Regions from separate parts of the Homo sapiens genome. Here region 2 is linked to region 1. Evidence: chromatin contacts called from ENCODE Hi-C or POLR2A ChIA-PET data. All regions are on one chromosome and are shown on one strand. The core of a region is the stretch at or near the end of the contact, and the rest is flanking DNA. Distances in the headings are between cores, read along the strand shown.

What was found. A loop is a pair of places that touch in the nucleus more often than their neighbours do. ChIA-PET counts read pairs that join two places held with the same protein, here RNA polymerase II (POLR2A). Pooled maps may share reads with other maps.
Region 2: a loop to region 1 is called in a pooled map, with 8 times the contacts of the local background. The contact joins two enhancer-like sites. A Hi-C loop is called at or near these places in 1 of 37 single-sample maps with no recorded cell type and 11 of 50 pooled maps. POLR2A ChIA-PET finds 5 or more read pairs at or near these places in 3 of 52 experiments (OCI-LY7, RWPE1 and activated naive CD4-positive, alpha-beta T cell).

The regions. Positions count from the first base shown.
Region 1 is chr7:111,135,378-111,141,942 of GRCh38, forward strand. The region is part of intron 3 of IMMP2L (inner mitochondrial membrane peptidase subunit 2); the gene reads right to left. Among named protein-coding and RNA genes, the nearest start is that of LRRN3, 48 kb to the left of the region's middle. RefSeq lists a silencer at 422-622. Within about 2 kb of position 2,999, at least 19 of the 41 ENCODE cell types and tissues checked have a DNase peak (open chromatin) inside an H3K27ac peak, as active enhancers do.
Region 2 is chr7:111,229,415-111,235,979 of GRCh38, forward strand. The region is part of intron 3 of IMMP2L (inner mitochondrial membrane peptidase subunit 2); the gene reads right to left. LOC124901725 (a long non-coding RNA gene) reads right to left here. Exons shown (of 2, transcript XR_007060477.1): 1 at 1-6,565. Among named protein-coding and RNA genes, the nearest start is that of LRRN3, 140 kb to the left of the region's middle. Within about 2 kb of position 3,242, at least 2 of the 41 ENCODE cell types and tissues checked have a DNase peak (open chromatin) inside an H3K27ac peak, as active enhancers do.

The DNA.
Region 1 (6,565 bases), core at 1,749-4,248:
AATAAAAATATTTTCAGACAAATCTGCAATCCCACTGAGTCTTTCCATTCCTCCAAAGTGAGCACTGTGACAGAGCTGTGTCTTTCTTAGAAGTGATGGGCCTTATCAATAAAGATTTTTACTGTATTGGGAAAAGCTAACCCTGTGATCTTTAAATACTCTGGCTTCAGAAAATAATTTTAATATTAAACCTCTTCCAAAGTTCTTGACTTGAAATCCCAACATTACCATCATGATGCCACATTATTATTTTAAAATACACCATTTCAAATATGAAATAATTTTTACATGTTAATAACTTAGTATATTTTATTGCAGAATTAACATATGCTTATTATACAAAATCAAGAACATACAAAAAAGAAGGCCTCATATTCTCCCTGTCTCCCAAATACACTATTACAAAAGCCTGTCATTCTGCCTTTGACAAACTTTATAATATTATCTCTTGACTCCACTATTTCACTCTTAATCCAGACTAGAGCTGCCCACACTTTCAAGGTATCATCAAAGACCTCTTATCTCAGAATAAAAGATGGCTTCAGTGCCCATCCTGTTATCCTCCTACAGCCCTCAAACCTCCCAATGATGTGACTGACAGACATTACCATTATATAGTAAATAGTAGGTCAGTTGCTTATATGTCACCCTACAATTTTTTTTTTTTTTGAGACGGAGTCTTGCTCTGTTGCCCAGGCTGGAGTGCAGTGGCATGATCTCAGCTCACTGCAACCTCGGCCTCCTGGGTTCATGCAATTCTCTGCCTCAGCCTCCCAAGTAGCTGGGATTACAGGCACCCGCCACCATGCCCGGCTAATTTTTGTATTTTTAGTAGAGACAGGGTTTCACCATCTTGGCCAGGCTAGTCTTGAACTTCTGACCTCATGATCCACCCGCCTTGGCCTCCCAAAGTGTTGGGATTGCAGGCGTGAGCCACTGCGCCCAGCCACCCTATTACATTTTTTAAAAGTCCTAGGAGTAAATAGATTTTTCCATCTCATGGTAGCCTGAGATATTTGTTTCTTTCTAATCTTAACCAATTCTATTTTAGAAATAAAAAAAAATGAATCTAATCTACATCCCATAGGGCAGCCCTGCAAGTTATTGATTATGCTAGCCTTTCTCTAAGTTTTGTTTGTTCCATACTGAAGAAACCCATGTCCTTAAAGCAATTCAGGTCACTCTTCTCTGGATATGATTCAAGTCATTAAAGTCTCTCTTAAAATATAGTACCAGAAATTGGATGCAGTCCTCCAGGTGTGCTAATCTCTAATCTCTGGAGTAGTATTAACCAAATTCCTGCACTATTTTCAAATGGAAGCAAAGCCAGCTGTAAACGGACAAAGATAATTCTACTTGATCCCAAATGATGTGGCTAACAGCATCATCAATATCATCATCACCAGCACTTAGGAAATGCTAAGCATGAACAGACATATAAACTCATTTAACCTCTATGAGAAAGATTCTTTCAGCAACCATATTTTATATTATCAGTAAGAAATTTCAGGTAACGAACTTTAAGGAACATCACTAGCAAGTTTTTACAGGTGGTAGTGACAGGGATTTGTTCTCCATGTTAAACAAATTGAAAGGTTGAAAGGTGGTTAGCTTGCTGTTGAAAGGTGGTTAGCTTGCTGTTATTATCATAACAGCACAGAATTAAGAATCTCACTACAAACAAACAGAAATGCATAAATCTAGAGGCTAACGATATATAGTCTTCGTCATGTTGAAATGCTGCAAAAATATGGTGGGTTAGTTCACTTTCTAGTGGCAATAAGGTTTGGTGGAAATGTGGTAAATTTCCTCCACCTCAGCTATTTGATAGCATTTATAGTGGTATAACAGAAATAAAGTACGCTTTATTTACGAGAAGACTCATTCTATATTCAATTTATAATAATAAGCATGCTGGAAGAGCCATCTGGATACCTTATAAAAATGGTATTTTCCATTGGAAGTAAAGAATTTTAATCAGTGTTAGTTGGTAATTATTCATTTCACCATTTCCTAATCATGTCAAAAAAAATACGTTAAGCCAGAATTCACAATTTTTCCATTATGCAAAAACACCACCATATTGTTTTATCTACTTAGTAAGATCATTTTTTTCTATTTCATACACTCAGACCACATTGCTCAAAATAAGAAAAGGCAAATATAATAATCAAGCTTGATAAGCCAAGAAGCAGAGCAAAGATAGGAAAAAAATAATTTGATTTGAGGAATAAAAATATTAAATTACTACTTCAATGCTCTGAATGATAAAAGCACAGTCAGAAGCAGTCCATTTCTAAAAACTAAGTGGTATTTCAACAGCTCTAACAAAGGAGAACAGAAACTAGTCTTGGATTTTTATGAGAACTTTAATATGAATGATTTAAGAAATTATACTTTAAAAATCTCATTCAGTTAAAGTACAGATGTATATGCTACAACTTTTGGTTTTGGTTTTTTGTTTTTAGACAGGGTCTCACTCTGTTTCCCAGCCTGGAGTACAGTGACATGATCTCAGCTCCCTGCAACCTCTGCTTCCCAGGCTCAAGTGATCCTCCAGCCTCAGCTTCCTGAGGAGCTGGGATTACTGGCATGAGCCACCACACCCAGCTAATTTTTGTGGGGTTTTTTTTGTACAAATGGGGTTTCCCCATGTTGCGCAGGCTGGTCTCGAGCTCCTGAGCTCAAAGCTATCTGCTCCCCTAGGCCTCCCAAAAGGCTGGGATTACAGGCCTGAGCCACCGTGACCAGCCTTGTGCTACACCTTTGTATAAACCTACTTTAAAATACAAAAAGGTACTCCATTCATTCTTTTCAAAAGATTTAGTGAATGTGAATAATGTCATATTGCCTAGAGTAATCTTGATGTTTTTGTTCCACTGGAAAAAAACAAGGTCCCTTTAGCTAAAGCTTTTCTTCTGCTATTGTCACTTCAGCACTAGCAAAACTAGGGTGACAGCTCATAAAGAAAATAACCAAAAGCTCTCACTTTGTCCAATGACGTGGCAGCCCTCCAGCACTGGCATTTCCTGCCCCAAATTAACTCCAGGGGCCATAAGATCAAAGTAAGAAGGAAGTAGCTTGTCTTTCTCTTTAGTTGTGGTAGCTACTTTGTATTACATAGGCAATATAATTCATTGTTTCTTATATAACCGCTTATGCTATTTTACATTGTACTAGGCATCTGCAAACAAACAAATGTTATTTCTTGTTCCAAGTTAGGTAAAACTTGTAAATAAAACCCTGCAAAATGGCTCACAATAAATCAAAATAGTCCTACAAGAAAACAGAAAGCTAGAAAAAGATTAGAGATAAGGTCCTGCCAATAGATAATTCTATTTTAAAAGAAAAAAAATCAGCTGAAGTCCTATTTGGTTCTCATGAACCTGAAAAGATAGTTAGTTGTTTTGCCAGAAAAAGAGTCCCAGACATTATTTGGTCACTTGCCTGGAATAGCTTGGCATTTCTGCACCCTCAAGTAATAAAACTTACTTGTAAAACCCTTTAAGGCAACAGAGATTGCCTGTATTTATTTTCTAGGAAGGGAAAATATTGAAAATTATGATGTATTCAAAGACCACAACTATAGGAGAAAATGCCATACTGCTAAATGTTTTTCAGTTGACATGATCTTTTAAATCATCTCTATTGATCCCTTTATTTAAGATTCGATTTGGCTATTGTGAGAATAATGAACAAATAAATGAATGTGATATCCATTTGATATCTAGTATTTCACCAAAAAAAAGGAATAAGCCTGGATTTTTTTATCTTTGCCCTATTTACATTGTACAATGAGGAAGAAATTTTGGAACGGAGCTAACAAAAGATCTAAATTAAGACACCATTTTAAAGCTCTGGGAATTACAGTGGCACTATTACCCAGAAGCAAAAATCCTAAATGATTCTATGAACAGGTAACAAACTACAAAAAACAGGTAACAAGGGCCAGAGACTGGACTAGGTTGGTATTTCTTTTTGTTCAACAAGTATTTACTGCCAGAGACTGGACTAGATTGGTATTTCTTTTTGTTCAACAAGTATTTACTAAGAAACTAAAATGTTAGAAGCTTCAGGGGATACAAAGATAGGCAACTTCCCTGAAATAATTGAGAATTATCTATGGTGGGAAAAACTATGAGAAAGGAAAGAGATTTTTTAAAAATGCTATAGCAATTAAGCAGCTTCCAGATATATTTTGGGAAAATTACAGATAGTAGTAATTAGCCTAACCCTGATATGCAAGTTAATCATCTCTCCCATCTAGAAAGTTGTTCTTTTTGTAACAGAAGACACATAAAATAGTGTCTATTCACTTTATAAAAATAGCAATAAACCTCAAATTCCTCAAGTAGAAACAAAATACATTTTCCTCTAAATAAAAAAAACTATTTTGAGCTAGGAAAAGAGAATACCTATTAAAATGTATTTTGCTTGCTGGAAATCTGGTTCAACTCACAATTTCCCAGCAAAAGGAAAAACTAGGATAATTCTTTCTCTGACAAGATTGCCTGTGCTGTTGGCAACACTCTTCAAAAACTGAAACTCTAATTTTTAATTCTACAGTTACCTCCTAGCCTTCCATGGTCTCATCTACTAAACCACAGTTAGAATTACATTTCCTACATATGTTATTTTCTTGGAGTTCAATGAACAGGACTGAAAATAAAGATCAGAAAAGAAAGAAGAGAGACTCAAATTAAGGAAACCAACTAAAAACAGTGAGACATAAGAACTAAAAGGCAAGGGAAGAAAAAAGAGACAGAGAAAAGACAGAGTTGGGGCAAGAAGGAAAGAGGGAGACCAAGACTCAGGGGGGATTTCAGAGGACAAAGCCTTCTGTCTACTTTAAGTATTAGCTTACTTGACTTCATTAAATGTTGGCTTGTGTCTATTATCAGCTGCTCTTTACTGCCCTGTAAAACAACAATAACAACAAAAAACTGGTTGGCAAAGGCAGATATGACATGAAGTAGCAATGACCTGGCTAATATGAACCTTTGGACAAGATCATGTCTTCCTGAGCCCAGGTGCATCAATACTGGATATTTTCTGCATGCCCATTCAATCTACAGGGTTCTGAAACCTAAATAAAATTCAATGTAATAGCTGGGTGCCTTTCAAAACACTATGCATCATTTACTATCATATTCACTGTTGAATAAACTTTGTAAAAACTGAGAACGTAAGACATGAGAAAGCTAAGAAATGTAATTGGGAAGGGCTAAATAAGTTAACAGGGCCAAGCCATTTTGGCCAGATGGCTTTTTGCAATTTTGGAAATATCTGAACTTCTCACAAATGTCACAGGATGTAGAACTGAAAATATTTCCATCTGCCCCAACCAAAGAAACTATTGCTCTTCATTCATGCAAATGTAATTCCATGCTATCCCCCAAGTTATTAAGACTGTTCGGCCATTTAAGAAGAAAAATAGTCTATTCTTCCACTGAAAGAGTAATTCTAAAGCCACTTAGGTAAATGACTGAGTGACAAAGCAAATAAGAAATTAATACATTTGAGAGAGCTGCTGGAAATAGTTTCTTCTTACATACTCTGCTTATAATAGAGGAAAATATCTATGAGACATAGTACAGAACTTGGGTGATGAAGTGGTTTAAGAATTATGAAATAATATGACTTTTTAAATTGAAAAATGAATGGCTAGTTGGTGAAAGAGTCAGGACTAGCACTCAGATCTTCCAGCTGCAATCGTCTCTACCCTATGCATTAGTGTCTGTAGGCTCTGGGGTGACTGGGGATGGAGAAAGCAAAAGAGAATCAATAAAATTAACTCAGATTTTTTTTTTCTGGTGTTACCACCAAATTCCATACTTATAATACTAATGTTTACTTTTAAAGTCTTTGATACAATTTAATTCCTTTGAAATAATACTACAAAGAATGTGAATTTAGCTCCCTTAAACCCCTCCACATTTCCCCTCCCAATCTTTCCTCAAATTATAATTTTATCACAATTTTTTGTTAAATCAACATTAATATATACATTATTATAAATTATTAGACCTGAGCCACATAGTATGCCAGGGTTACATTTCTTTCTTTTTTTTTTGTATAATTTTGTATTCCCTACAGATAATCACTGCCTTAGCTTTATCTTTTTTTAGGTTGCTTAATTTTCTATCTACCTACAATAATTTATTCCCAAACTGTCTATAGAATTATAAATCTGCAAACATCTCTGGTCTACTATAGTATCCTTCCCATCCTCTGTATCATTGTGGGTTTATGGGGGTTTTTATTCCTCATTGGCATTTTAGTGACATTTCAATGAGGACAGATGAACACACGTGCTCAATCAATCATATTTAACCAGGAGCTAGAGATGTTCATTCGTTTGTTTGTTTGTTTAAGAAATGGTCTCACTATGTAGTCCAGGCTGGTCTCAAAATGCTGGGCTAAAGTGATCCTCCTGCCTCAGGCTCCCAAAAAGCTAGGGCTACAGGTGTGCACCACCATGCCTGGCTAATTTTTAATTTTGTTTTTGTAGAGACAGGGTCTCACTATGTTGCCCAGGCTGGTATCGAACTCTTGGCCTCAAGAG
Region 2 (6,565 bases), core at 1,992-4,491, 94 kb after region 1:
AATCACAATCAGGTGATCAAGGTAATTGCTTTTCCTTAGGGTTGAAATTATCCCTGGTTTCTGATAGGAAAAGTACTGTGGAATGTGCTAAAGTGGTTCCAAAGGTTGCCACACCAACTCACCCTACTCACATTCCCACCGTCTCCTTCCATCTTTCTAGGGTTGATTGTGTGGTTTAAGTGATTGTGTGGTTTAAGTGCTTAACTTACCATTGGGAGAAACCTCAACAATGGATAAAATTAGATTTAGTGAAGAATTTCCAGGACATTTGACTAAAAGAGAAAAGGAATTATCGTATATATTAAAATAATTCATATCATTAGTACACACCACACTTTTCCATTTCAGAGGCAAATGTTTGATAAAGTTCAATTAGAATCATTTTTTCACTTAGTTGGAAAATGATTCTAAACTCTGCCCAAATATGTGGGAATGTTACATTGGAGAAATGCTCAGAAAAAAGCCCAAGTGTAAAGAACGGAAGATTATGTAAGCTTTGGTAAAAATCTCTGTGTTACATTTTCTCAGCTCTTAAATGTAATTCCAAAAAAGACCCTGGACAGTGTGGTATGGGCTAGCATATGGTTTATTTTCAGCTTTATGGAACAACAGGGATTTGCAAGCTTTGATAAATTCCCAACTATAACCACAGAAGATCTCTTCGGATTTCACCAAATAGAAAACAAACAATAATGAGTTGCTGGGGTGACAGGGTCTTTATTTGTTATGATGGCATAGAAAAAGAAATGCGTGCCTAGGGCATTTGTTTTAATCATGAAAATGGGGAAGTTAGTGCTCAGCATTCTTCATTGCTGGGTCATTCTTACAGCCAATTTAATTAATGTGAAGAACAGCTTCTTGTCTTGTAAATAATTCATTTCTTCACTTCACAAGTATTTACTGAGGTCTGATACCAATTCAAACACTAGCAAGGTCTTCCATACTTTAGATCACACAGGAATTTGAGGAATAAAGAGATTCAAAAGGGAAGAAATGCAGAAAGAAGTGCAACAAGATGAAATACTTAGTTTACTCCTAATTTTAAGACAGTTACTATGTTCATAAAAGTGTTTTATGTGTAATTTCAAAAAAACTTTAAATAATCAAATCCCATAGTTTATCCTGAAAGAAAATAAACATGGGAAAATGTCAGCTTTGTCTGATAGAAAACTTTAGGCTTAGGTGGTGGTATACATTTATTTATTCATTCCACCAAATATTTTTCCACCAAATATTTATTGACTACCATACAGGTGGCAGGCTCAGTGCCAAGCTATGCAGATTTTAAACTGAAAGCTGCTCTCATGGAGCTTTCAGTTTACTGAGAGTGTATGAGAGCAAGAAACAGTAATCAAACACTAATGAGTGTGCAATTACAAACTGAGATATGATCTAAAGAAAGGAAGCACAGATATGGGAATATTTGTAACAAAGGTACATGTCTTAGGCTTAGGGTTACTGAGGAAGGTGGATGATGAAAAACTTCTTTGAAGAAGAAATGCTGGAATTGATAACTAATGAATGGGTGCAAATTAATGGGAAGGGAGTGACATCTGACAAAGGCAACAAAATGTACAGAAGCCCTATGATGTAGGTAAATAAGTAGTGGCTGTGTGTGTGTGTGTGTGTGTGTGTGTGTGTACATATAAACAAAAAGAAAGCTTTTATAATACTGAAACCAATAAATTTTCAGATGTCCTATCAGCAATCAGATTACTTAATCTATCTGCCTTTGCAAGTACTTAACAACTGACAAGAAAGTGAAACATGGATCTGTCTCCATTTCTCAAATGCAGGAGGTAAATTATTATGATATTTTACACCATCATCTATTTGCTGCTACTACAATTAATGCATTAGTGCTTAACAAACTTAATACTTTTTATGAAATGAAAATCATAATATCAAAACCCCATCTTGCACAACTGTAGCCTTCACTCTTAACAGCCACAGGTCTTCTTTGATTTTCCCAAAAAGGCAAGCTCTATCCCCACTAAAGGTATTTACCTAGACTTTCTCCCAAATCTTAACAAGAAAAAATAATTCCTAATCACGCACCGGATCTCAGCTTAATGTTACTTCTCCAATGAGGTCCTCCCTGCTTGCTCATTCTAAAGTAGGTTGCTGCCTGGTTTTTTTTCCCCTCTCATACCAGTTGTCAACTTAGTGTGTTTATTTGTTTACTCTGTCTTTCACAATGTAAATCCCATGAGATAAAATATTCATGACTATTTTATCTACCAAGAGCAACACATATGTTAGGGGCTTAGTAAATATTTTTTGACTGAAAGTGAATGAATAAATGATGACTGAGTACTGAAGTAACATAAAGTCAGAGAACTATGAATAAATATGTATTATAATCTTCATAAAAAACTCTATAAGTGTAGGCAATTCGAATATAACTGAAACACTCTTCTGAGATTTTCTCAGGGAATATCATATGATACAACTGTCAAGTATAATAATTTTTTTCTATAAAAATCACCGCCAAATTTCAGTGCACTATCTAGGAAGTCAATCTGAATCTTAAGACAATTCAAACTGGAAAACAGGAAAGGAGTTCTCAAGTATAAAAGCCCTATTAAACAAAATTACTTTCATACATAGAGACTTAGTATCACTCATAATTTAAAAGAAATGTTTAATAAATGTGTACTAGATTAATAAATATTTAGTATTTCTGTATTTTCTCCACAATTTTAAGTGTAGAAAAGTCACATGAATTTACATATGATTCTTCAACACAATTATTGTTTTTATGAACTTTAAAGAAAAGTCAGGATATAGAATTTTTCCCAAAAAATTTATAATATTCTCCCAGAAGCAGCTTAGACTCATGTATAGAATGAAGAATATTCAATTAGGAGAATAAAGAATTCACAAACACCAATAAAAATAGCCCACAAATCACACAGACATTAATAATTAGTTCACTATATTGATTCATTTTGGAGGGTTTTTTTTTTTTTTTTAAGAAAAACATTTAGGTATGTGTGAACTCAGGAGTCATAACCTGCAATGAACCCAACTCTGTAACACAACACAGATACCACAGATGGACTGCAAAGGCCAGTCCTGAGGTTAGCTAGATCTGACATGGAAATTTTCAATTTTCTGAACCAATAAATTCTTTTGTTAACTTCTTTTTTGTTAGCCCAAGTTACATTAGATTTTTGACCCCTGAAATCAAAAGAGAATTAACCAATAACAAATACTAAGAACTCTTCACTCTTCACACTCTGAGTCATCACTTCCTTCTCCATTCCATCGCATAGGATGTTTTCAGAATGACAGTATTAAAATGAAAATGTGATTAGATCATTCACTCTACAGTTTCTCCTTGTTTACAAGATAAATATTAACCCTATAGCTTATCTCTGCTACCTTTACCTCCCCACCTACCATTCTAATTCATACACACTGTAAGCCAACAATTCTGAACATTTACCCATTCTCTGTGTCTGCAATCCCCTTCTCAGAGTCAGCTCCTCTGGAAAGGAGTTACCTTCCTCCTCAGGCAGCATTAATACTGGTACGATGTACTCCCAATGCATCTTGCTTCGATCTCACTGTATTGCAATTTCTGCTTTGCCAGGCTACCACCTACCCCTACTAGACTATAAACTGCTTCAGGTCAGAATTCCTCCATATTCCCAGTGAAAACACTGAACCTAACTCATCTTAGATGCTCAATAAATGTCTGCTAGATGAATGTACACTTTATCCAATGAACGTAGATTACATTCAATGCATGCACATAAGTTAGCCACTTTTTAAAATGAGTAATCCCTTTACAGCATGATTAATAAATACAATCTCTAAAATAATAGTTTATTAGTAAAAATGGCCTTATATAATTGATGGTTAAATACTTTTTGTATATAAATAAATGTGATCTCATTTTTAAAATGTCACATTTCACTCCCTGAAATAAAGACCTCAAATTGCTTTTTGTAATAATGTAAGGTTCAAAATACTCTCTAACATTTAAAAGGAAATCAGAATTTGAGGAAATAGTCATATAAAATCAGTGGTAATTGACAAACTGACTATATAATAATTTCACTGAGATGATTTCTGGTATTAAATGAATGAAAAAGATAATCGTAACACAGAAAGGTTATTCAAAAACTTGACTAAGAAAAAAAGTCACCAATAATTATTTTATTCAGGGAGTAAATGTTATTAATTGCCAAAATACGAATTTTAAATTTGAGAAGTACAGATTTGTAAGTATATATTTGTTTGAATAGTATCAGATTGGCCTTTTATTGGCTTATTGGTATTTAGTGCCAGCACTTACAATGTGAACTCAGCAACAGAAGATAATTCTTATGAAATCAACATTCAACTTACATGAAATAACTTAAAAACTTACCAACAATAGTCTAATGATTATATACCTTTACCAAACAATGTCTAATGAAAGTCCAAATGTAAAAATTTAAAAATTAAAATTATAGAATATAATTTTTACACATCAATTGTTTTGTAGCACCATCTCGCAAAGTAAATATCATGTTTATTCTGTAGCTAAAATTTCTCCCCACAAGCAGAAATTGTTTGGAATATACAAAAAGACAACCCATTAACAAGTAACTTTAAGTAATGTAGTTGGATGGTCATTATAATACAAATGGTGCTATAAATTTCCCTTTAAGTATTGTTTTAGCTACATCCCACAAATCTTGATGTGTTTTCATTTTCATTCAGTTCAGTTCAGTATTTCCTTAATTCTTCTTTTATTTCTTTCTTAACCTATGGGTTATTTAGAGGAGAGTCATTTAATTGACAAATATGTGGAGATTTTCTACAAGTCTTTCTGTTATAGATACCTAATTTAATTTCATTAAACTCAGATAATATTCTTTGTATGATACAGATGCCAGTTACACCAGATTCATAGGGTTGTTCAGGTCTTCTATGTCTGTATCTATTTCTGTCTACTCTGTCCATCAATTACTAAGAAGGAATATTTAAATCTCCAACAAAAACTGGATTTGTGTCTTGCTCCTTGAAGTTCTTTCAGATTTTGCTTCAAGTATTTTGATGCTGTTATTAGGTACATAAATGCTGGGTTTTATGCCTTCTTAATGAACTAACCCTTCTATCATTATGAGATAATCTCTTTTTTCCCTGGATATATACAATCATGATTGGATTTGAATCTACCCTTTTGCTACTTGTTTTCTACTGCTTTTATCTGCCCTCAGCCTCTTTTCTCTCTTTTTCTGCCTCCCTTGGATTAACTGCATATTTTATATTATTCCACTTTATCTGCTTTCTTGACTTATTAGCTATAATTCTTTTAACTGTTGTTTTAGTGGTTGGTTCACAGTTTATACCTTTAATTTATCATGAACTGTCTTCAGGTAATATTATACCACATCATATATAGTATAAGAAATTTACATCAGTATTCTTACATTTCCCCCTCTCCCAGCCTTTGCACTACTACTATTATAATTTTACTTCTATATATGTCACGAAGTCCACAATATATTTTTATTATTTTTTACTTAAACAGTCAAATAACTTTAAAAGAGTCTGTAAGGGGAGAAAATTACCATTTTCAGTGTTCTTTATTCCTTTATATAGTCCAGGTTTCTAACTGATAACATTTTTCTTCTGTCTGAAGAACTTTTTTTAGCATATCTTTCAGTACAGGTCTGCCAGTGACTAATTTTTTCATCTTTACTTCATCTAAACAAGTTTTTATTTCATCTTTATTTTTGAAAGATATTTTCACTAGGTATAAAATTCCACATTGATGGCCTTGGACAGTGGCTCACGCCTGTAATACCAGCACTTTGGGAGGCTGAGGCAGGCAGATCACCTGAGGTCAGGAGTTCAAGGCCAGCCTGACCAACATGGAGAAACCCAGTCTCTACTAAAAATACTAAATTAGCCGAGCGTGGTGGTGGGCACCTGTAATCCCCGCTACTCGGGAGGCTGAGACAGGAGAATCGCTTGAACTTGGGAAGTGGAGGTCGCGGTGAGCTGAGATCATGCCATTGCATTCCAGCCTGGGTAACAAGAGCGAAACTCCGTCTAAAAAAAAAAAAAAATTCCACATTGATAATTTCTCTCTTTCTATAGTTTAAAAATGTTATTCTACTGCCTCTGTGTTGCACTGTTTCCAAAGCAAAGACTCTTAACCATCTTTGTTACTCTGTACCTGATACGTCTCTTTTTTTTGGCCTTCTTTTAAGATTTTCTCATTATCACTGGTATTAGTTTGATTATAATATGCCTCTGTATCATCTTCTTGTGCTTGGGGTTTTTTTAGTTTCTTCTGAGTTTATAGTTTTTATCAATTTTCTTTCCCACCATTTTTTCAAATATTTCAGTCTAAAACTCTCCCACTTTCCTCCTCTTCAGCAACTTGAATAACATGAATACTGAGGCACTTGAAATTGTCCTACAGTTCACTGATTGTCTCTTTTTTAAATTAGCCATTATTCTCTCTGTGGTTCATTTTGGGTAGTTTCTATTGTTATGATGTCACCTCATTAATTTCTTTCTTTGTAGACTAAACTGTCACAGATCCATCCAGCAAATT